Regions from separate parts of the Mus musculus genome. Here regions 1 and 3 are each linked to region 2. Evidence: chromatin loops called from intact Hi-C (ENCODE). Cell type or tissue: left cerebral cortex. All regions are shown on one strand.

What was found. A loop is a pair of places that touch in the nucleus more often than their neighbours do. Peaks named below come from ENCODE experiments on the same cell type or tissue, not always from the same donor. Only the 100,000 strongest peaks of a DNase experiment are listed, where the experiment ranks them.
Region 1: a loop joins it to region 2, with 2.4 times the contacts of the local background. A loop is called at or near these places in 8 of 42 quality-filtered maps.
Region 3: a loop joins it to region 2, with 2.1 times the contacts of the local background. A loop is called at or near these places in 4 of 42 quality-filtered maps.

Annotation. Positions count from the first base shown.
Region 1 is chr1:34,887,785-34,895,784 of GRCm38, reverse strand. It overlaps the pseudogene Gm19430. Among named protein-coding and RNA genes, the nearest start is that of Plekhb2, 42 kb to the right of the region's middle. In left cerebral cortex, CTCF peaks have their summits at 1,820 (motif pointing left) and 4,031; DNase peaks (open chromatin) are centred at 1,753, 3,627 and 4,018.
Region 2 is chr1:34,650,133-34,658,132 of GRCm38, reverse strand. It overlaps Gm38647 (a long non-coding RNA gene), which reads left to right. Exons shown (of 4, transcript XR_865332.2): 4 at 533-897. Among named protein-coding and RNA genes, the nearest start is that of Gm38647, 13 kb to the left of the region's middle. In left cerebral cortex, no CTCF peak of the experiment used is centred here; a DNase peak (open chromatin) is centred at 3,682.
Region 3 is chr1:34,803,839-34,811,838 of GRCm38, reverse strand. Arhgef4 (Rho guanine nucleotide exchange factor (GEF) 4) reads right to left here. Exons shown (of 14, transcript NM_001368773.1): 6 at 6,746-6,925; 7 at 5,704-5,883; 8 at 5,345-5,524; 9 at 4,548-4,780; 10 at 4,068-4,197; 11 at 2,011-2,142; 12 at 1,285-1,528; 13 at 676-753; 14 at 1-161. The coding sequence ends at 10. Among named protein-coding and RNA genes, the nearest start is that of Gm32790, 15 kb to the right of the region's middle. In left cerebral cortex, a CTCF peak has its summit at 3,644; DNase peaks (open chromatin) are centred at 6,365, 6,676, 7,362, 7,827 and 2 more places; H3K27ac peaks cover 115 bases.

The DNA of each region.
Region 1 (8,000 bases), 240 kb before region 2:
CCGCAAGGCAGGTCACCAGCAAGGCAGGCAAACGAATGCTGCTTTCCCTCAGCAGCATTCTGCAGAGGGAAGGTACTGCCTACAGGCATGCCCATTCCATCTAGCCTTTGAAACACAGGCTGAGTCTCCTCCTTCTGCCCCTCCTGCAGATTTTCAACCGTCCACACCCCCTGCCCCAAATGAGCTCAGGTCAAAAATGGGTTGCAGCCTTTGATGGGGTCCCCTGTGTCCCTCTATCCCTAGCCACCTTCTCTCCCTGATCCCTGGATTCCTTTTTTCAAGGGGAGACTTAAAAGAAAGCCTATATAAACAGGTAAGAGAGCTTATATAAACAACGAGGGGACCCCCGGTGCTCAGTAAAGGATACCCTCTTCCCATTTATGTGCCCATGATGCTGTTAACAACTAGCTGCAGAGCTGGAGTGTGCTATCTAGGACACCATGCATCTCACAGAGAGAGTCTTCCCCATCCCCTTCTTTAATCCTGCCCCCAAATGGCCTCACAGACTCACCCGCAGCAATGTCTCTTAGTTGGTTCTGGATCCAATCATGATGACAACCAGTATTAGCCATCACGCCTGTCACACCAAGAGCTGTGCAGCCTGAGCCTCTTCTACACCTGCCCCAGAAGCCTCCCTGTCCTACGGCTGTGGCGAGCTTGCTCCTCAAACTCAGCACCGAGCCTCCCCAGCCTGCACTAAGTTCCGTTTCTCACCCTGTAGTGTTAGGCTGGTACCGTCTGCCACAGCTAGAAGGACTTTTCAGAGGGAGGCCTCCATCCTTCAACAGTATTTATGAGGTTGTCACCAAGTAATGCACAAATATTCACAAGATAAAGGGCCTCACAGTGAGCCATGGAGATGACAGCTTGAGCTACGCAGAGAAATCCTTCCGACACAGTGATCAAACCAAAACAACTTTTCCACATTTATGCACGGTGGCATCTCAAAAGTCATCCATTAGAAGAATCTTTATGCCACTGCCAGCTCCAGGAGAGACACCCACCATCAGGCTTTGGGCAATGCACTCCAGGCTCTTATCCTAGGGCAGGGATGGCTAAGTGAAGCACCTGGCTCACAGGGCACAGTGTTGCATGGCCAGGACCACTAACTGGGGCTGTGGCCACACCCGGAATGGCAGGTTCCTGGAGCACCTGGGACTTCACAGATGTTTCTGCCACCCCTGGCCTTTGAACCAAGAGGCTGAGTCTCTGCCCTCTGATTCCATAGCTAGATCATCAGCTCTTTCCTCCCCCTTCCCCAAATGAGCTCAGGTCAAAAACTGAGTTACAGCCTTTGGTGGCACCTACATTGTCCCTTTATCCCTAAACAGTGCCCCCTCCCAGTGCATTCATTTCTCAAAGGAAATCTTAAAAGAAAATATATATAAACAAGTAAAGGGAACTACTATAAGCAGCCCTGCATGGGGATCCCTGGCACTCTGCAGAGGACACCCTCTTCTCACGTATGTTCACGTGCTGCTGTTAACAGATAGCTACAGAGCTAGAGTGTGCTATCTAAGACACCTTGCATATCACAACATGATAAGACCCATCCCAGAACATAAGAAAGTCCCTTATGGGATGCGCTTGTGGAGTCGCCTCATGTGAACCACAAAATAAACAGCTCCCATTCATTCCTCAAACTCTGGATGACGTCCAGACTGCCCTTCCACAGATCTACATCTGTGGGCAGAGCCCCGGCCTGGCCCCAACCTCTGCCAAAGAGAGAGATGTTGGCCCGGTTCACAAGTTCACCAAGCCAGATGGGCTCTTGAGTCTTTCTGGCTCCACTGGACAGACTAGCTCCCCCAACTGGCTCAAAGAGGTATTTTCTTAGCAAAGATTACAAGTGCAGAATGCGGCCACCAAGCTCTGCTCAGCATTCTTCTCTCTCTTGCTTATTATGAAAGCCTTGCTTACCTATGACCAGCAAGGACAGGCAGCCAAAAGAACATGGAGACAGTGCAATCACAGAGTGGAGATTTCTAAGCCCTGGGGGTTACTGGTACCCAGGCACCTCCCACAACCAACAGGTTCTTCACTCAACTCATTAGCTTGCCCTGCTCCCCATGTCTGGCTTGGTCTGAGCTAGGGCAGAGAAGCAATTACAGAGGGAGATGGGGGAATGAAACAGCAGGGCGGCTCGGTGCTAGATAGCATCATCCAACTTGTCCCTCCAAGAGAAAGAAAGCAGAGAAGGGACCAGCCGAGGAAAGGGGGAAGAGGTAGGTGCTCTAGCACCAAGCCATTCCTCACGCCCCATCTCTCCTCCATCTTTGCAAGTGTTTGTCTGCCACAACTGAGACTAGACCAGTGGGCAGGGGTGGGGAGGGGCATGTGTTGGATGAAGACTCTGGTGGGAAAACCTAGGAGATAAGAAAGAAGGGAGGAAGCAGAGGGAGGAGGAAGGAGAGAAAGTTAGGGGGAGGAGGAATGGGGATGAGATGGAAAGGCAGAAGCAGGAGTCTATAGATACACCAGGTCAGGGGGCAAGGGGCACTGCAGTCCAAATGCTATAAAGACTGTACACAGGCACCCATAGACAGCCTCCTTAGTTCACAGTGGGTCCCACACCCAGCACAGGGATATGGACTGGAGTATTCCTGTTCTTAACCACACACTGTTGCTGAGCAAGCTCCCACCCAGGCCTAGCTTACAGCAGCCGCTTACAAAACATCTGGGGAGGAAATGAGGGTGTCAGCAGATGAGAGGTGAGGTAGATGGGTACATGGGTAGATGGACGGATAAATTGATAAATGAATATCCTAAGACATAAAGTGAAGAAGTCCTTGATTTACTTCTGGTCACAACTTCTATCTAGTTCAGTGCAAAAGACTGGTGTTCAGGTCTTCCATTCACGGCTACAGTAGATCATCGGCCCTTTTATACTCTTTGAGTGCCCTAGGTACCGTGCCTGCAGACCCCATCTGGCCAGCAAGCAGAAAGAAAACTCAAGTCCATGTAGGCAGCCTACATGGATGTGGAAGGGGTGTGCCTGGATGTGGAAGGGGTGTGCCTAGAAAGGTCAGCCTGGTTTCTGCATGGCCACATCTAGCCAGAGCCCTGAGATGCAGCTGTCCAAGCTCCCATAGGAGACCTTCCAGTACAAAGGGCAAAGCCTGCCATGATAGCTGCACATCTCAGGCATCCGCACCGGTGACAAGATTGATAGTTTAGGTAGAAGTGAAAGAATGCTTAGATGCCGGCAGTCAGCAGCAGGCAGCAGGAGATCTAGGGCAGGGAGGATAGATAAGCCCACCAGGGGATTCATACTCTCTAACAGGCACATATTTTGTAGGACATGTACTCTGTGAAGCATGTATTCTCTGCGGACGCAGGTTCACACTGGACTTGTCTTCTCGGCTGTAAACTTCTCTGAGCGGTTGCCTTGGATTAAGCATTACATTAGCCTTCACCTCTCCCTGCTATCCCCCACCCCGCCAGATGCTGTGGTCATGTACTTCATAAAAGGTGCTTCTGGAACTGGGGAGGATACCCAGTGGGGAACAGAGAGAGCTTGTTTCTTCTTTCTCTAAAACTCTTCTTATCTCTGTACTCCACTGAACAAGCCGCTGCCTCCTCCGGCTAGTGACCACGTTCCCTGACAGCCTCTATGTCCTACATAGCACATAGCAATGAAAACAACCAGATCTAGGCCATTCGCAAACTGGCACAGGCCAACCTCAGACTGGCAGTAAAAAAAACCTCACTGTCCACCCATCTTAGGGTCTGCCTCAACACCGGTGTGACAGAAAATGGCGAGAAGAGACCCTGAGTCTTAGGACTTCGCATGCCCTCCTTTTGCTGAACACCTCATCCACCAGATACCTAAAACGTCCGCAATAGACAGGCTGTTTTTTGAGGGTGGGGAGGGGTGCACAATTCAGGTAAGGAGCACGAATGCAGGGAGGTGCTCACCCTTTATGCCTCTCCTTGTGTGCTAAGCCTCCAGCTCAGCCCTCGCCACTTATCAGGTTTAGCTGAGGCTGGGTGACAAGAAGAGACTTTTCCTGGGGCCACCCTGACACCCAGTGGCGGCTCCCAGTAGCAGCAGCTGACTGGAAGAACAGTAAATGCAGAAAATTCTATGCTACAGGAGAGAGAAGCCTTCCCGAAACCAGTTTCTCCAACTTAACTTGCAATGGAACTGTGCGGAGGGCTGGCTTGGATTCAAATCCAATGGGTTCTCAGGGATTTCAGGGCTATGGGGCTGGCATCCCTGGGAACCGCGGGCCAACAAGGGCAATGGAGAGGCTAGAGGAGAAAAATCTGTATGCCTGCAGGATGCCTGGGAGGTGAGATTAGTTCACATAGAGGAGGAAACTGAGGTGAGAGGCCCAAGCTGCTTGCCCCGGTCTAGAAAAGCAACGGAGAATTGAATTCAGTTCCCCAGAAAGTACGCCTGCCCCACTGTGGGCCTTCCAGCAGATTCCACTGTAGCTTTCACAGGTGAATGGTGGCACCTTCTTTTTATTTTTTATTAGGTATTTTCTTTATTTACATTTCAAATGTTATCCTCTTTGCTAGTTTCCCCTCCAAAAATCCCCTATCCCCTCCCCGCTCCCCCTGCTCCCCAACCCACCCACTCCCATCCCTGGTCCTGGCATTCCCCTACACTGGGGCATAGAGCCTTCACAGGACCAAGGGCCTCTCCTCCCATTGATGAACGACTAGGCCATCCTTTGCTACATATATAGCTAGAGCCACAAATTCTACCATGTGTTTTCTTTGATTGGTGATATAGTTCCAAGGAGCTCTGGGGGTACTGGTTAGTTCATATTGATGTCCCTCCTATGGGGCTTCAGTCCCCTTCAGCTCCCTGGGTATTTCTCTGGCTCCTTCATTAGGGACCTTGTGCTGCGTCCGATGGATGACTGTGAACATCCACTTCTGTATTTGCCAGGCACTGGCAGAGTCTCTCAGGAGACAGCTATATCAGGCTCCTGTCAGTAGGCTCTTGTTGGCATCTGCCTAGTGACTGGATTTGGTGGTTGTTTATGGAGTGGATCCCAGGGTGGGGCAGTCTCTGGATGGTCGTTCCTTCAGGCTCTGCTCCGAACTTTGTCTCTACAACTCCTTCCATGGGTATTTTGTTCCTCATTCTAAGAAAGAACAAAGTATCCACTCTTCGGTCTTCCTTCTTCTTGGGTTTCATGTGTTTTGCAAATTTAATCTTGGGTATTCTAAGTCTCTGGGCTTATATCCACTTATCAGTGAGTGCATATCATGTGAGTTCTTTTGTGATTGGGTTACCTCACTCAGGATGATACCCTCCAGATACATCCATTTGCCTAAGAATTTCATAAATTCATTCGTTTTAATAGCTGAGTAGTACTCCATTGTGTAAATGTACCACATTTTCTGTATCCATTCTTCTGTTGAGGGACATCTGGGTTCTTTCCAGCTTCTGGCTATTATAAATAAGGCTGCTATGAACATAGTGGAACAAGTGTCCTTATGACAAATTGGAACATCTTCTGGATATATGCCCAGGAGAGGTATTGCTGGATATTCCGGTCATGCTATGACCAGTTTTCTAAGGAACCACCAAACTGATTTCCAGAGTGGTTGTATCAGCTTGCAACCCCACCAGCAATGGAGGAGTGTCCCTCTTTCTCCACATTCTCACCAGCATCTGGTGTCATGTGAATTTTTGATCTAAGCCATTCTGACTGGTGTGAGGTGGAATCTCAGGGTTGTTTTGCTTTGTATTTCTCTGATAATTAAGGATGCTGAATTTTTTTTTCAGGGGCTTCTCAGCCATTCAGTATTTCTCAATTGAAAATTCTTTGTTTAGCTCTGTACCCCATTTTAATAGGGTTATTTGATTTTCTGGAGTCCAGCTTCTTGAGTTCTTTGTATATATTGAATATTAGTCCCCTATCAGATTTAGGATTGGTAAAAATTCTTTCCCAATCTGTTGGTGGCCTTTTTGTCTTATTGACAGTGTCTTTTGCCTTACAAAACCTTTGCAATTTTATGAGGTCCCATTTGTCAATTCTCAATATTATAGCACAAACCATTGCTCTTCTGTTCAGAAAAATTTCTCCTGTTCCCATATCTTCGAGGCTTTTCCCCACTTTCTCCTCTATAAGTTTCAGTGTCTCTGGTTTTATGTGGAGTTCTTTGATCCACTTAGAATTGAGCTTTGTACAAGGAGATAATAAAGGATCAATTCGCATTCTTCTACATGAAAACCGCCAGTTGTGCTAGCAGCATTTGTTGAAAATGTTGCCTTTTTCCCACTGGATGGTTTTAGCTCCCTTGTCAAAGATCAAGTGACCATAGGTGTGTGGGTTCATTTCTGGGTCTTCAATTCTATTCCATTGATCTACCTGTCTGTCACTGTACCAGTACTGTCTTAGTCAGGGTTTCTATTCCTGCACAAACATCATGACCAAGAAACAAGTTGGGAATGAAAGGGTTTATTTGGCTTACACTTCCATACTGCTGTTCATCACCAAGGAAGTCAGGACTGGAACTCAAACAGGTCAGGAAGCAGGAGCTGATGCAGAGGCCATGAAGGGATGTTCCTTACTGGCTTGCTTCCCCTGGCTTGCTCAACCTGCTCTCTTATAGAACCAAGATTACCAGCCCAGATATAGTCCCATCCACAAGGGGCCTTTCCCCCTTGATCACTAATTGAGGAAATGCCTTACAGTTGGCTCTCATGGAGGCATTTCCTCAACTGAAGCTCCTTTTTCTGTGATAACTCCAGCTGTGTCAAGTTGACACAAAACTAGCCAGTACAGTACCATGCAGTTTTTTATCACAATTGCTCTATAGTATAGCTTGAGGTTAGGCATGGTGATTCCCCCAGAGGTTCTTTTATTTTGAGAATAGTTTTTGCTATCCTAGGTTTTTTTGTTATTCCAGATGAATTTGCAAATTGCCCTTTCTAACTCTGTGAAGAAATGAGTTGGAAATTTGATGGGGATTGTATTGAATCTGTAGATTGCTTTCAGCAAGATAGCGATTTTTACTATATTAATCCTGCCAATCCATGAGCATTGGAGATCTTTTCATCTTCTGAGACCTTCTTCAATTTCTTTCTTCAGAGACTTGAAGTTCTTTTTTTTGGGGGGGGGGGTGTGTTTGTTTTGTTTTGTTTTGTTTTTTCAAGACAGGGTTTCTCTGTGTAGCCCTGGCTGTCCTGGAACTCACTTTGTAGACCAGGCTGGCCTCAGACTTAGAAATCTGCCTGCCTCTGCCTCCCAAGTGCTGGGATTAAAGGCATGTGCCATCACCAAGAGGTTGAAGTTCTTATCATACAGATCTTTCACTTCCTTAGTTAGAGTCACACCAAGGTATTTTATATTATTTGTGACTATTGTGAAGGGTGTTGTTTCTCTAATTTCTTTCTCAGCCTGTTTATCCTTTGTGTAGAGAAAGGCCACTGATTTGTTTGAGTTAATTTTATATCCAGCTACTTTACTGAAGCTTTTTATCGGGTTTAGGAGTTCTCTGGTGGAATTTTTAGGGACACTTATATATAACAACATATCACCTGCAAATAGTTATATTTTGACTTCTTCCTTTACAATTTGTATCCCCTTGATTTCCTTTTGATGTGTAATTGCTCTGACTAGGACTTCAAGTACTATATTGAATAGGTAGGGAGAAAGTGGGCAGTCTTGTCTAGTCCCTGATTTTAGTAGAATTGCTTCAAGTTTCTCTCCATTTAGTTTGATGTTGGCTACTGGTTTGCTGTATATTTCTTTTATTACATTTAGGTATGGGCCTTGATTTCCTGATCATTCCAAGACTTTTATCATGAATGGGTGTTGGATTTTTGTCAAATGCTTTCTCAGCATCTAATGAGATAGATGATCATGTGGTTTTTGTCTTTGAGTTTGTTTATATAGTGGATTCCATTGATGGATTACCACATATTAAACCATTTCTGCATCCCTGGGATAAAGCATACTTGATCATGATGGATGATCGTTTTGATGCGTTCTTGGATTCGGTTTGCGAGGATTTTATTGAGTATTTTTGCA
Region 2 (8,000 bases):
CAGGGATGGCACCACCCACAATAGGCTGGGCCCTCCCCTCTTGATCACTAAAATGCCTTACAGCTGGATCTTATGGAGGCATTTTCTCAAGGGAAGCTCCTTTCTCTGTGATAGCTCCAGTTTGTGTCAAGTTGACACACAAAAGCAGCCAGTACAGTGGGGTTAATGTAATATAGGTATGGTCTGTGTGATATAAAGGAATGCTCGTGTGTGTGTGTGTGTGTGTGTGTGTGTGTGTGTGTGTGTGTGTGATGTTGTGTTCTCTATAGAGTGAGGGCTGGAGGGGAGAGGGAAAGAATATATGTTTACACCATCTAAGGAAACCCCACTGTGTGTCCTCAGTTTTGGCTGTGGCAGCTCACAGGCACCCTCTTACCACTCACCTTTGCTTGGTTTGGTGAGTCCACCTCCACCAGAGGAGATGGCAAAGCCTCCCTGGGCTGGGAGCCAGGGCAGGTGGAGGTGGGTGTGTCTGGATGTGGCTGAGCCCTGGCTGTCATGCCTGTAACTCCTTCTCTTCCATCCTGCCTAGACCTGTTCTTGGCAGAGGAGAGAACATGGGACTCTACTCACCTTCAAGATTCAAGCATGGCTCCCAGAAGCTGTTTGGCCTACCATGAAACACCAAGAGGAGGTTTGGACAAAAGGGCTATCATCCCAAATATGCACTCCCAACCCCTAAGACCTGCTAGAGACCTTTATCCATGGGTGCTTGAAAGACAGGAGGTCCCTTTGACACGAAAAGAGAATGGAATGCTCTGTTCTTTATATGTCCCTTTACTGGGTGTCCTCAAGCAGTCACCTAAACTCTCTTAATCCCTAAAACCAGGTGAAAGAGCCTCCCATGGTTAAAAGTTGAGAGGATTAAATGAGGAAAATGGGCATCTGGCAAGGTGTCTGCTGCAAGTAGCTTCCTCTCTGTGACAGTTCATATTGATTGACAGTTTGAGTGGATAGAGAATTACACAGGAAAGAAACCTCCAAGCTCGAACCTCAGGGAGTTCTTAGATTGTGGGCTAGAGTTGTACGAGCTGGGCTCCTAGACCGAATAAAAAGGAGGGCATGAGCTGAGCACCTGAAGTTACCTTCTTCCTGACTGAGGATGTAATGTGACCTGCTGTTTCACACTCCTGCTGTAATGATTCAGTGTGATCCACTGCCGCACACTCCTGCTGCAGTGATGCAGTGTGACTGCTGTCTCACACTCCTGCTGCAGTGATGCAGTGTGATCCACTGTCTCACACTCCTGCTGCAGTGATGTAGTGTGACTGCTGTCTCAGACTCCTGCTGTAATGATTTAGTGTAACCACTGCCACACACTCCTGCTGCAGTGATGCAGTGTGATCCACTGCCTCACACTCCTGCTGCAGTGATGAAGTGTGATCCATTGCCTCACACTCCTGCTGCAGTGATGCAGTGTGACTGCTGTCTCACACTCCTGCTGCAGTGATGCAGTGTGACTGCTGTCTCACACTCCTGCTGCAGTGATGCAGTGTGACTGCTGTCTCACACTCCTGCTGCAGTGATGCAGTGTGACTGCTGTCTCACACTCCTGCTGCAGTGATGCAGTGTGACTGCTGTCTCACACTCCTGCTGCAGTGATGCAGTGTGACTGCTGTCTCACACTCCTGCTGCAGTGATGCAGTGTGATCCACTGCCTCACACTCCTGCTGCAGTGATGCAGTGTAACCTGCTGCCTCATGGTCCTGCTGCTGTGACTTTCTGCCATGATGCACTATACTCTCAAAGTGTGAGCCAGAATAAACCCTCCTTTGTGTTGGTTCAGGTCAGGTGTTTGATCACAGCAAAGGAAAGTGTAAATGATTGTTCTTTTCCCTGGAATGTGGAGCTCTGGGGTAAGATGAAACCAGGCCTTTGCCTGGAAAGTAGACAGAGGATTTTGCATAGGGGTTCCAATTTCTCCACAATCTCACCAACACTATTCATTTTCTTCCTTTCCTTTCCTTTCCTTTCCTTTCCTTTCCTTTCCTTTCCTTTCCTTTCCTTTCCTTTCCTTTCCTTTCCTTCCCTTCCCTTCCCTTCCCTTCCCTTCCCTTCCCTTCCCTTCCCTTCCCTTCCCTTCCCTTCCCTTCCCTTTCCTTTCCTTTCCTTTCCTTTCCTTTCCTTTCCTTTCCTTTCCTTTCCTTTCCTTTCCTTTCCTTTCCTTCTTTGTGTGTGTGTGCATGCTCATGCATGTATGTTTGTGTGCATGTGCATGCCTGTGTGTGTGTGTGTGTGTGTGTGTGTGTGTGTGTGTGTGTGTGTTAATTGCAGCCATCCCCCTGGCTGTGAAGCAGTACTCTATTTCAGAAGCTTCAGTTTCTAGGTGATAAATAGCATTGTCCATCTTTTTGTGTACTTCAGATACTTTAATACCTTCTTAGGAGACATGTCTATTTTCTTTTCTTGCTTTTCAGCTGTTTATTTCTTTGCTAGTTTTTGGATGGAACTGTGTGATTGTATTGTAAAGTTGTGAGAGTTTGAGAAGTCTGTGCTCCGAAAGTACAGCACACAGCAGACACCTGGGTTGCTTTTCACTATATCAGGTGACTATGTTGAGACATTAATGCTTTAGTTTTAATGAAGCTCAGCTTATCCAATATTTCTTTTGTTGTCTGTGCTTTTGGGGTAATGGCTGAAAGTGGCCATTAAACCAAATATCATGTAATTCCCACTGTATTTCTTTCTAGGCATAAACTAAATGACTTATATTTAGGCAATGAGTTCATTTTTTATGTCCTTTCTCCCATTTGCCCCTGTCCTTATTCTATCACGTGTGTCCCTGGCTTTGTACTTTCATAAATGAGACCTCCCCGGGAGTTCTTTGGGAGTGCAATGCACCTCCTCGGAGGTCATACTTTGTACCCTGTCTTTACAGATCCACTAGACTTGAGCCCCATAATTCTAGAAACTAAGTGGGATGGTGGGTGTGTTTGTTCCTTCATTGCTGTGACAAAATGCCCCAGCTAAAGAGATCCAAGAGAAGTGTTTCTCTTGGCTCCCAGAGTATGTACTCTATCATGGCAGGGAGACCACAGCAACATGAATGTGAAGCAGCTGGTCATGTTGCATCCACAGCCAATCAGGAGAGAGCTGTGAACCTTCCTACCCTGTTAGCTTTCTCCTCTTAATCATTCCATTCCCTCGTGGGTTGCACTGACTACCGTGAAATTGGATCTTTCTATCTCTATAATCATAATCTAGAGACTCCCTCACAGGTGAACTGAGAGGCTAGCCTTATCTAAATAATCTCTCACAGGTGTGCTCCTAGGTTTGTCTTCTGGGTGATTCTGAGTCCTACCAAGTTGACAATTAATATTAACCATCACACTGAGCATGGATTTTGAAGAAAATCAGTGCTGTCTTGCGTGACAACTTGGGGAAGACAGCACCTATTTCTTGGGACAGCAAACTCCCTCAGATGGGATGAAACACCTACTGTCTCTGCGGAGGTGATAGTCAGTGCTCAAACCTCCTCTCAGGGGTGTTTCATGTAAAGACAAGCAGAGCTTCCAGGAGCCATGTTTGAATCTTGAAAGTGGATAGAATCCCAGGCACTGTGTGTGTGTGTGTGTGTGTGTGTGTGTGTGTGCGCGTGTGCGCGCGCGTGTACAGGGAACAGATCTAAGCAGGATCTAATGGAAGGAGCCACAGGCACGGCAGTCAGCCAGGGTGTGTCCACCTCCAGAGACACCCACGTCCACTTGCCCCAGCTTCTGGGCTGTGGAGGCGTTGCCAGCTGTACTGGTGAAGTCAGTCCCACATCACACCAAGCAAGGGTGAGGAGTGAGAGGATCCCTCAGAGCTGCCACAGCAAAGACTGAAAACACACAGTAGGACTTCCTTGGAACTCATCAATTGGCCATCCAGTGAGTTCTTGGGATGTATCTTTCTCTTTCTCATCTCCCCCAGGGTTGAGATTATAGACATCTGCTATCATGCCTAGCTTTTGTCTGGGTGCCAGGGATCTGAATGCCAGTCCTCCTGGTTGCCTGGCAGGCACTTTACCAAGCAAGCCACCGCCCATGCCCCAGTTAACCTATATTCTGTATCTTGGGAAAGAGCTGGTCCTCCCTCTCTTCATTACTAAGTAATGATTTATCTCCAGTTTTTCTCCTAAGTGTCTTGTGGACTTTAGCTCTGATGTGTGTCATTAATCTAGAGTTTTTTTTTTTTTTTTTTTTTTGCACATGGTGTAAGATGGAGGATTCAAATTAATTCATTTCAGCATGAACATTAAGCTGTCTCTGTATGAATTGTTGGAGAAATTGAATAGACTTGTTCCTCTCATTGAAAGCCATCTGACCATAGTCATAAAAGTTTTTATTCAGGAATCTCAGTTTATTTCACTGATCTACATGTCTAACTTCTATCAAGTCTGAGGAGTGATTTTTTTTTCTGATAACTTTACTGAATATAAAGATCACATAAGGTATTTCGGCTTCTAAACACTAAGTCTTCTAATCCATGAGAGTGGATTGCTTCTAATTGTTCAATATTCTCAAGAGTCTACAACAGTATTTTATAGTTTATAATGCATATGTCTTTCACCTCCTTACAAGTCAGAGGGACACTGACCTGGCTCTCATTGTATTATTAACTTAACTTCCTTGCACTTTGAGAATGGTGATTTAAAACTAGAAATAAACCAAACAAAAAAGAAAGTGCAAGGGAGAGTTACTTAGCCTCAACCTTCAACCTGACATAGTCTAAAACTCTTTGAGGGAGCCTCAACTGAGAGTTTGACTCAATCAGACTGGCCTGTGGGCATGCATATAAGGCATTTCCTTGATGGCTGATTGGTATAGGGGGACCCAGCTCACTGTGGACAGTGCATCCCTAGACAGGGGTCCTAGGCTAAATCAGAAAGGTATCTAAGCAGAGTTAGGAAGCAAGCCAGTAAGCAGCATTTCTCCATGGTTTCTGCTTCAGTTCTTTCTTGACCTCCTGACCTCATAACTCAAAGAAATGATTTCCTTGCATGAGTTGCTTTTGGTTAGAATATTTATCTCAGCGACAGAGAAAAAAATACTACAGAAATTACTACCAGAAGTGGGGGTTGTTGCAGCAACAGACCTAATCATGTTTTTAACCTTTTGAAAGATTGTCATGTGTTTGAAACTCTGAGCAAGAAAAGATATTGAGTGCTCAAGCTTACGTGGATGCTCTAACCAGGCGTTGGGAAGATAATAATGGTATGAGAAATGCAGAGAATATAGGTGTGACTTGTGACATTTAAGAAGAAAGTAAATACTCAATACTTAAAGTATTTGAATTAGAAGTCTCTGGTTGAGTTGAGCATGCTGGTGCACACCTTGAACTCCAGTACTTGGGAGATGGAGGATGTCTGTGACTTTAAGACCAGCCTGGTCTACACCACAAGGTTCAAGCCAGCCAGGGCTACACAGTGAGACCCTGCCACAAAATAAATAAATAAGTAAATAGAAAAATAAAAATGTAAAAAAAAATCCATGATTGCTAGTTATCTGGGGCTGAAAAACCAGCTGTGATTTTTAAGAGATCAGCATCATTGAGGCAAAAATATCTGAGAAATAAAGGTAAAACCTTAATTTTAGGGGAAACTCCAAGATATTGGACGTACCACAACCATAGGCAGTCTGTCAAGGACAGCAATGGGTATGCAGTGGAAGAGACTTTGAAATTCCAAAGTGTGGATTTAAAAAAATATATTATGGAAGTTTTAAAGCTAACAATGTTTTATAAAGTCTTGGAGATAGACACAAAGGAAAGGCTATGTTTTCATAGTGATGTGTTTATGTGTCAAATTGACAAGGAGTCAAATGTTTTGGTTAGTTTAGCAATCTCAGCCCTTGGGAGATGGAGGCTTTCTAGAGATAGAGGAGATCAGGAACTCAAGGCCATCCTGAAATACACAAGGAATTTGAGGCCAGCCTGGTCTACATGAACCTGCATGTGACACTATCCCCAGGGAGAAGTGGATCAATGTCTACTCACCCCAGATAGATAATTGAAAACAGAACAAAGTAATCATTCCATAAACTCTAACTCCGTGAATCAAGGAGTTTATTGGGGTTGCTTGAAGGATTGTGAATGAAGAGTTACTTACAAGTCACAGAAGTGACTCAAAGACAGCATCACTGAAGCTCACCCCTGCATGCGTGACAGCTCGTGACAACTGGAAACCTGGGGTTCACAGCACGTCATGCAGACAGACAAGGTCAGAGAGGTTCTTTAGCTGTCCTTGCTGCTTATAAAACCTTGCGGCAGGGGTGGAGACTTCCTGAATTTTTGAAGTTGCTCATAATCCTTCTTTTAGAACTTTCTGGGCTTTCTTGAGCTTCCCTCTAGGGTGGAATGCTTCAATTCTAAGGAAATAGCTGCAGGGTAGACTCTGCATCCTTAATAAAGGAAATAAAGAATATGACATTATTTGATATGCACACTAGAATTTTTGAATGTGAATAGTCCTTATAGGCTCATATATTTGAGTGCTTGGTCCCTGGTTAGTGGAATTGATTGGGAAGGATTAAGAGGTGTGGCCTTGTTGGGGCAGATGCATCACTCAAGTGGCCTTGAGGTTTCAAAGGTGCACTCTAGGCCCAGTCTCTCTCTCTCTCTCTCTCTCTCTCTCTCTCTCTCTCTCTCTCTCTCTCTCTGCCTGAAGATCAGTTAAGCTTCCAGTCCCATTCCTCCCTGTTGCCACACTTCCTACTGTGATGATCATGGACTAACCATCAGAAACTGTAAGAAGCCCCCAGTTAAATGCTTTCTTTTATTTATAGCAGTTGCCTGTGGTCATGGTGTCTCTTCACAGAAAACTCTCATCACAGCAACTAATATAAATAATAATAAAATTTTAAAATAATGAAAAAAAGTGGAATTTAAATATAAAGATAACCACATAACCTGCTGTTGGGTCAAAGCTCCAGGCCAGGCTGAGAAGGAGTTGGGGGTCTTGGGACTTTGCAGTGTTTCCAGGCTGGTGTAGGCAAGATCAGTAGCAGGCAGTAGACAGAGGAACAGAGAAGAGTCTAAGTTGTCTGTCATCGTAGACCCCACAAAAACGTGGGCTGAGGGCAAGGGACATCTTTGGGAATATAGCTGTAGTGGCTATTCCTGGTTGTCAACTTGACAATATTTGGAATGAACTACAATCCGGAATTGGAAGGCTCACCAGTGACCCTTATCTGGAGGCTTGGAGATCCTTATCTGGATCTTGGTTTGAAGATCTTGAGCCATAGTGGCTATGGATTCCAGAAGATTGAATCTCCGAGTTAAGGAACACACCTTTAATCTGGGCTATGCCTTTCATCTGGGATTAAAGGTGTGGTGGAACACACCTTTAATCTGGGCTACACCTTTTGCTGGAGACAATATAAGGACATTGGAAGAAGGGAGTCTAGCTCTTGCTCTTGCTCCTTCGCCTGCTTGCTGCGTGAGACTGAGTAACTGCTAGATCCTTGGACTTCCATTCACAGCTGCGACTGAACCATTGTTGGGAATTGGGCTGCCGACTGTAAGTCATCAATAAATTCCTTTACTATTTAGAAATTATCCATAAGTTCTGTGACTCTAGAGAACCCTGACTAATACAGAAGTTGGTACCAGGAGTGGTTCTAGAGTAACAGAAGTACAAGGATGAATCTTTTAAAATACTGGAATTGGCTTGTTGATCCACCTGCACTTTCAAATATTGAAACCTCTCCAGATTCTCTCCCTCCTGGGAGCTCAGAGAATTTTGAAGACCCATGGTTGAAACTATATTCCGAACTTAAAGAAGCTAATGCCCTTGATTTTCTTAATGAATTAGGTGATTCAGTGCACAAAGCTTTCTACAAGATGGGGAAAAAATCGAAAAATGATTTTACTGGCTGGCTGCTCTTAGTATCTGTGGAAAAAATGATGAATGAAAGGAAGGAGTTGTGTGATAAAATCGAAAGGCTCCAGACACAAGTAAACGATCTAAAAGTTGCTAAGTGTGTCCTTGAGGAGAATCTTCTCTCTTGTAGCAATAGAGC
Region 3 (8,000 bases), 150 kb before region 2:
GATGCTGGCTCACTTGCGGAAAGGCGCCAGTCTGCTGATGCTGTGCCAGAAGTTAGATGGCTTCCGCCTGGGCTCTGCTAGCACCAACACTTGCTGCTGGGGCCGGCTGGCAGGCAATGATGGATGCTTGTGGCGGGTCAGGTATCCTGGCCTTCCCACAGCTGGACAGAGGAGAGAGAGACACCAGGGGTCACAAGGGTAGCAGACAAAGGGGCCTGTTTGTGGGTTCTGCTGTAGATCTTCCATAGAGTAGTAGCCACACAGGACTTGCTTCCTAAGGGGCTAACCACAGCACACACGATCCCTGGGTATCAATAGTTTTTGGCCTGGCCTGGCCTACTGCAGCCTGAGGGCTGGCCAGGGCCACGGTCCAAGGCATGGAATGTCTGCCTCTATCTATGAAGTTGGGAGAGATGGCTTGTTCACAGGCGGCTGGGACACACTATCAGCAGCCTAGGGAGGTAAGCTCTAATTCCTGGTGTCTCCTGGAGGTCAGAGAAGTCAAGCAAACACTGTCATCTCTCTCATCTCTCTTACCACCCTTGAAAACAGACGCCTGTAAAGGGTGGCCAGTGGACCTCTCCAGGGATATGGATGGCTAGCTGCCATTGCTTTGGAGAAGGAAACGCAGTCAAGGCTGGCACTGCCCAGGGAGTAAGATGCTTCCCCATTTACCTTTAGGCTTCCCCGTGGCCTGCTGCTTGCTGGCGTTCAGCATGGCCTGCTTCCTCTGCAGCTCGGTGATGGAGAAGCCTGGAGGAAGGACACATGTGAGACCCCACCTTGCCTTCAGCTGCTCATGTGCCTCCCTGGAGGGCTTTCTAGTCCAGGTGCTATCCTCCTGTGCCCCATTCCTATCACGCTTGAGACAGCCTGGCATGGCAGGGACTTCCCTCACCTGCTCATCCATTCTGTCTTGCCAGCCAAGGGAGAGAACGAAGCTCCCTGAGCCACTGTCTCATTTCTGTCTCTGCCAGAGCCACTGACTCTACCCCTTCCCACTTCTCTAATACCTAGCTTCTTCACCCCTATAGAGGCTACCAAACCAAAGCATGAAGCTGGTGACCAAGGAACAGGAAAGGATGGGAAAGGCTTCTCTAGTTAGTACCCACCCCATGTTCTCCAGGGCTCGGTGGGAAGGGGCTCCCCCAGGTCTCAACATGGGCACATAATAGTGAGCTACTCCCATCAGACTCAGTCAATAGGGTTGACCACAGGAATGGCCATTTCTACCAGGCGGGGGTGGGCCCCAGTGGCTAGGCAAGGCCCAGCAGGTTCTCCCACCTGTCTCCTGGTCCAGCCGCACCTGCTCCCTCTCTCTGGCAAAGGCCTTCAGCCAGCGCTGCTTCTGTTCTGGCTTCCTGGCACACAGTAGGTGGCTGTCCCCCGTGGTACCACAGTACAGACGGAAGGCGTTCTTGACACTCACATGGAGGTCTCGGTCCTTCCCATCTTCCACATCTACCACCTCCAGGTCATCCATGTCCAGCCGGCCCTTGTAGTACAGCACGTCCCGGCGAAGCAGATCCTGCCAGATGCTGCCCTGAGCCCTGGCTCATGTCCAGGGTCCATGCCCACCTCCCCTCCAGGCCACTGACTGACAGGACAGTCTAATCTTTTGAGGTGCACATGGTCTGGTGGGCAGAAAGCCTCAGAAACTAAAGCAGCGGTCCATATGGTGCAGGAGAGAGCAGAGAGAACAAGGAAGGCTTCGTGCATGGGGCCACTGTGCCATGGTTTGAAAGAAGCAGAAGCTAGCAGTAAGGAGGCCAGAGGCTGCTGGGATCAGAGAAATCATGAGACAGAGGCAAAGGCTTGCAGAGGGAGACTTGATCTGAGGAGTGGGCAGTGACAGTGACCAGGTCGGGGGGAGGGGGACGTTCTCAACAGCACACTATTCAAACAGCTACCCCCAGTGTCCCTGGGCTCATCATGGAGAGCCTATCCTAAGGGCCCGACTGGGGCTCTACTCCATGAGACTGGTCTGGCTAGGCAGGGTGGTTCGGATACCTTTTTACAGTAGATGAGCTGGCGGTCAAAGAGAAAAAACATTCTCTGCTGACTCCTGGCTTGAGGCTGTGTCACGCGGGTCAGCTCCCCCGAGTGGATGAGTTCCGAGCTCCTGACCAGAAGGTCTTCCCCCTGAGTGAACCCCAAGGAGAGCCATGAGGGAAGTGTGCCCAACCTTAGGCTCTACTTCCTGCCTCCGTGGGCGAGTGGGCAAGGTAAGAGGAACACTCTTCAAGCCCAAAGGCAGCCTTGCAAGTGTGGCTGCGGGAGGAGAGAAAGGTAGGTCTGACCCACCCCTGTCGTCATAGCCACCCCTGTCGTCATAGCCTTCGGTGGCTGGCGAGCATTGGGGATCTGAGGTCGCTGAAGTACACTGTAATTTCTCAAAGAGTATGAAACTGTCAAAAATGTTTGTTGGTTACAGTTGAAATATTTTGATCTATTGAGCTAAATAAAATCCTAAAGTTCATTTTACGGTTTCATTTTGCGTGGTGTGTTGTGTGCCCACATGTTTACGTGTGTGTCTTCATGTGTGCTTGTATGTATGTATGAGCATGGTGGAGGAACAGGTCAACAGCAATCAGGTGTCTTAATGACTTTCCACCTTTTTAAAAAAAAACAACTTTTATTATTTATTTATTGGGGGCGGTGCATGCACACATGCAAGTGTGTGGAGCGCAGAGAACCCCTGGCAGGATCCTCACCACCAAAGGGTCCTGGAGACTGGCATGAGTTTCGGCATCTTTGGCAGCAGGTACCTTTACCTGCCAAGCCATCTCTACCTTATTCGTTGAGCAAGGTCTTTTCACTGAACTCATAAAATCAGTTAGGCTGGGTGGCCAGAAAGTCTCAGGAATCTTGTCTCCGCCCTCTAAGAGTGAGAGGCAGGTGTATCACCACGCCTTTTTTTTTTTTTTAATGTGGATGCTGGGAATCTGAATCCAGGTCCTCTTGCTTGCATGCAGATCAAGGTGGCACTTTAACTCCTAGGCCCCGGCCCCGCTCTTCCTTTTGGAAGGTGGCTCTTAGAAGTACAGGCTTCTGGACATGGCTCAACCCTGTCTTTTAAATGCTTTAGAGAAAAATTCGGCTTGGCAGGAACTTGCCCCTGCAGCTAGATGTATTTAGTACCTGAAACTGACCTGCCGGAGCTGCTGGCAGCCATCCATGCCAACATGGGGATGACTCTGCTTTCCAGTCCTTGGCCAGGCATGGACTCCGAACCAGGCTTACTGCACTGTCCTGCTGCCTCTACCCAAGGGTTAGGACGCAGTGCGATTACAGGGCCTAGGACTCTACTTCTCTCCTTTCCTGTGCCTTATTCCATGCGTCCCTTATGCTCTCATCCCAACAGCTGGCACAGCTCCATCTGGGTAGGGAGCAGAGGTGGCGGATGGCTGTGTGCAGAGGGGCAGCGTCCTCCCACCCCATGCCTTTAAGGAGCAGGGATGCATAGGCATCAGTTTTACTTGCTTCCTGGCGGATACATGGGGATGGGCAACCCAGAAAAAGTGAGCATCCATTTCTAGTCCCACCACAGGCTCTAAACTCAGCTGTTAAAAGTTCCAGAAGCTGGGCTGGATCAACGGTTAAGAGCACTGACTGCTCTTCCAAAGGTCCTGAGTTCAAATCCCAGCAACCATCTGTAGTGGCTCACAACCATCCGTAATGAGATCTGACGCCCTCTTCTGGTGTGTCTGAAGACAGCTACAGTGTACTTAGATATAATAATAAATCTTTTAAAAAGAAAGTTCTAGAAGTTATCTAAAACTTAGCAGTCCAGCCTGTTCTGGGGGCAGAGAAACAGATCAGCGTGTCTTAGACACATAGTTCCTTGGGTTAGGGCTGTCCCTAGGCTGGCAGTGGCTGGAAAAGTTGCACATAGGAAGGAGACCATTAGGTGCCAAAGTGGAGGCGCCACCAGAGGCCCAGTGCAAGAGAACCTGTCTTACAGCAGCTCCTGGGAGTGCAGTGGGTTCCCGCCTCTCATCCCTTCTGCGCAAGAACAGTTCTCAAGCAAAGACCCCATAGGATTTCCTGGGCACCGGGGCCCTCACCTCCCAGTCCTCTATGGAGCTCTGCCACTGAGCAATCTTGTCGATGTTTTCAAGTCTTCGTTTCCGTTCGTTGATGAGCTGGGCCACATTCTTCATGGCGTGCAAGGCAGCTTCAACATTCTTAAAGTCCCTGGGGCAGAACAGACAGAAGCAGGGTGCAGCAAGCTGGAGGGCAGGAAGAGCTGTAAAGTCTCCAGAGGCCATTCCATGTGCGGTTACCCTCAGCCTTACCTATTAAGTACAGTAGCCCTCCTTTCCTGCATAACTTCCAGGTATAACAGTTTAATGTACTACTAATGTACTACTTCCCTACTCCGGTATAGCTCAAGGTGGTGGCCTTGCTTTACCCTAAGCTGTTTCCCAGTGCCTACAAGCAGTACCCAGCATTCTGCAAACAGTACCCACGCTGCAAATAACTCAGTGTGCTGGCTGATGGCATGCAGTCTCAGGCAGCTCCCCTCCCCACCCTGTGCCCTCTACCTGTGCTGGGGGTGTGTGTACTTGAGCAGCTCCGCCAGCTGGAGGGGATACTTGCAGATCTTCTGCACCGGGGTCAGCAGAAAGCCATCCAGCGAGATGTCAATCATCCTTTGCAGCAGCCGGCAGGCCTCGAAGAAGTACACGTACTTGCTGAGCTTCGTGAGCCGGGAGAGCTCCACGCAGGCATTGGGGTGGTTGTTGCAGTACTCAGAATAGATCTGGAAGTCTGCTTGCTGGGGGCACAGCTGGAGGTCAGGATGGCTGTCTCCTGTTTCCCCAGGCAACAGGCCACAGCCATAAGGTGAGAGGGTCAGGAGCTTCCGCATTTTATATAGGCGCTGGTTCTATCTACTTCGCTGGGTACAAACTATGTAGTCATTCCGGGAATGGAAAAAAATTAGCTGTGATGTGTCTGCCTATCCTTGGAGCTACTGGACTTTCCTGGTAGGGCTTCTATGAGATATTCCGATCATGCCTCTGTTTTTATTTTATTATCTTTGAATGAAATCAGTGGTGATTCAAAAAAGATTATCAAAGCTAAACAGGAAGAGCCTTGGAAGCTGGGGAGATTCCCTCGACTTGCTTCAGTAGAGGACAAGACAGTCTGCCCAGGAAGGCTAGTAGCTCTTATCTGTGAACCTGGTGTGGAAAATTCTGGGGGAAGAGTAGGTGGCCTGGGACAGCACAAGGATGCCAAGCAGAGACAAGTAGGGATGGGGTGGGGTCAGGGGAGGGCCAGGCACTGCAGCCTATTAGGGCTTAGGGGTCCTGTGCGGGATGGGTCCAGGCGCACTCACGTGTTCCAGAAAGCAGGCCCCCAACTCGCTCAGGTGTGGCCGCTCCGTGTTGAACTTCTGCTCCAAAGCCTTCACAAATGCCTTTTGGCAGCGGTAGATGTCCTCGATGTTCCCAAAGATGGTGCGCAGCTGCTCTTCACTGAACATATCCTCCCGTTTGCGGCACTGGCGGACATAGCCCTGGGGGGTGGGGCGGAGCCAAGCTCTCGGGGACCCATCTGTGTACCCCACTATATGCCACGCCCTCCGCACCAGTGTACCACGCCCTCTGACCGCGCCCATCCCATTCTAACCTATAGCCTAAGTTGCGCAGCCCACTACCCTCACTTCTCCAAGCAAGCCCTGCCTGCCTTCCTCACCTCGCAGATGTCGCGAAGGTGCTTGATGTAGTCTCGCTCAGTGCTGAGGATCTCATTGATGACATTTGTGCGCATCTGGTCCTTGCAGCTCTGAGCCTCTGGACCGCTGTCATCGGCCTCTCTAGCCCCGGCCCGCGGGGCCTCATAGTCATCCGCGGGCTCATCCTGGTTCACGCGCAGCTTTAGACAACAACGCAAGGCAGATTAACCCCTGCCATCTTCTAGTCAGTCCCTGAACTCCGCTCTAGGTCATCTGAAGCTGAGGCCAGTAGCTGCCACAGGACACACAGGTCCAAGGGCACACCCACAATTTCCCTGCAACTGCCTCCTAGACGCAAAAGCCGGGGCAGGGGATAGTGAGTTTGATAGCCACAGCTACTGTCTTACTCTTCTGGTATACTTTGTTCTCATCAGGGATTGGAGCAAAGCACTAGGGACTTCTTCTGAACCAAACCTCATCCTAGGGCATCTAGGTGTAAGAATTCATGTGCCTAGGTAGAGACCATGCTAGATCACTAGCCTGTAAGTTTAGGAAAGGGTAGGGGTTGGGGCTCTGCCCTGGAGTACCCGAGAACCAGGGAATTCTCTCCCTCTGCCTGACCTTTGGGAGTCTGAATCAAGAGTTCTTTGGTGACCAGATGCAGCCTAAGATTGGAACTGGTCATTTGTTCTCTTGGGTATAATCACGCTGTCTATGCCTCCTCCCATATTTCTACCCCTCAGGGCTGTGTGTGTTCCACGGTTCCCACAGTCTAGCTTAGTGATGCATTAAAGTGGTCGAATTCTGAAGCATCATATTCTTACATTTCTGATCTGCTCTTCTCTGTGGCCCTAGAGGGCTGGCAAGCAGGGGATTGAATGTCTGTGCCACAGTTCTGATCCTATACCCATCTGGTTGGAGGCAAACAGAGAGGGTGCGGTCCACCCCCCATGCCTGGGACTGCAGCGCTGTTTGGGGCCCAGACTTCTGAGCAGAGCCAAGAGTCTTCAATCCACCCCCACCCCCACCCCCACCCTAGGAAAGTACAGACTGGAGCCGTACCCGTACAAAGCTGGCAGGGAACCACCCCTCGCCATCTGCCACTCGGCCCCACCACCATTCCCTGTTGGTGGCATCCATCACTTCGATGACATCCCCAGCTTTGAAGCCCAGCTCCTGGTCATCCATGGTGACATGGTCCCACAGGGCTTCAGCACACACCACACTGCCATCACTGATGAGCTGTAGAGAGAGAGTGTCAAGGCCAGTAGGTCAGTGAGGCAGGGCTACCCTACTCTACTCCATACCCAGCAGCCCTAGAAGGGATCCTGGCCTGCTTTACAGAGAAATGAATGAAGTTTCCCTCCAGGCCAGCAGCTCTTCTGGACGCAGGGCTATGCCTAAGGCATGCCTAGACTGTTGAAGCTCAATGAGAGAACACAAAATGGGACTGACTGTCATGGCCCCTTCTCTGTTCAGCCACACCTTCAGCTTGGTTGAGTTTATGGCTTCAGCTTCAACGTCCTACCCTGAGATGTTAGGCTAGGACTGGGACATGGCAATTGGCAGCTACTACCTGCTCTCCTAGGCAGCCATTTAAAGGGGGAGGAGGATGGAGTCGCTCCCTCTGCAGGATCTTGTGGACTTGCATGGCTTGTGAGGTCATCCAGTTAACAGTGCTGCATTGCCAATGACAGTGCCCACCACGGCAGCTGGGTCATATTTGTATGCTTCTTTAACCCCTTGCAGAAGTAGTCATATGACACCATCGCTCCGTACTACAGCCCAGGCACCAGCTGAGGAGTGGTCCTTCTCAGACTGAGACGTGGAGGGCTGTTTTGATCTTTCTATCTGCCTTCCTTTCCTTCCCAGGCAGGAGATTAAATATCTGCTACCGGACAGCTCTATGTCCTGGGCTCTTTCTGCTCAGAGGGCTGGTGAGGCTCCTCTCTCCACTGTGTCGCCTGCCCCTGGCCCCTTCCAGGTGGCCTTCATGGTTGGAACTCTGCCCCCCAGCCATTGGCTCCCCGCTTTCTGTTCTGAAGGCTGTTTCTTTCTGCTTTAAGAATAAATGACTCTGGTGCCTAAGGCAGGAGATAGTGTGTGGGATGCATGTGGCCTCCTTCCTGGCCAACCTAACAAAGAAGAACTAGACTGTACATCCCCAAGACAAACAAACAAACACACACACACACACACACACACACACACACACACACACACACACATACACACACGCCCCAGCCAATCCTACCGCTAAGCTGCTCTATATCCTTGTTTGTTCCCCTTTTGGCCTCTCTGGGTGCTTCCATATCGA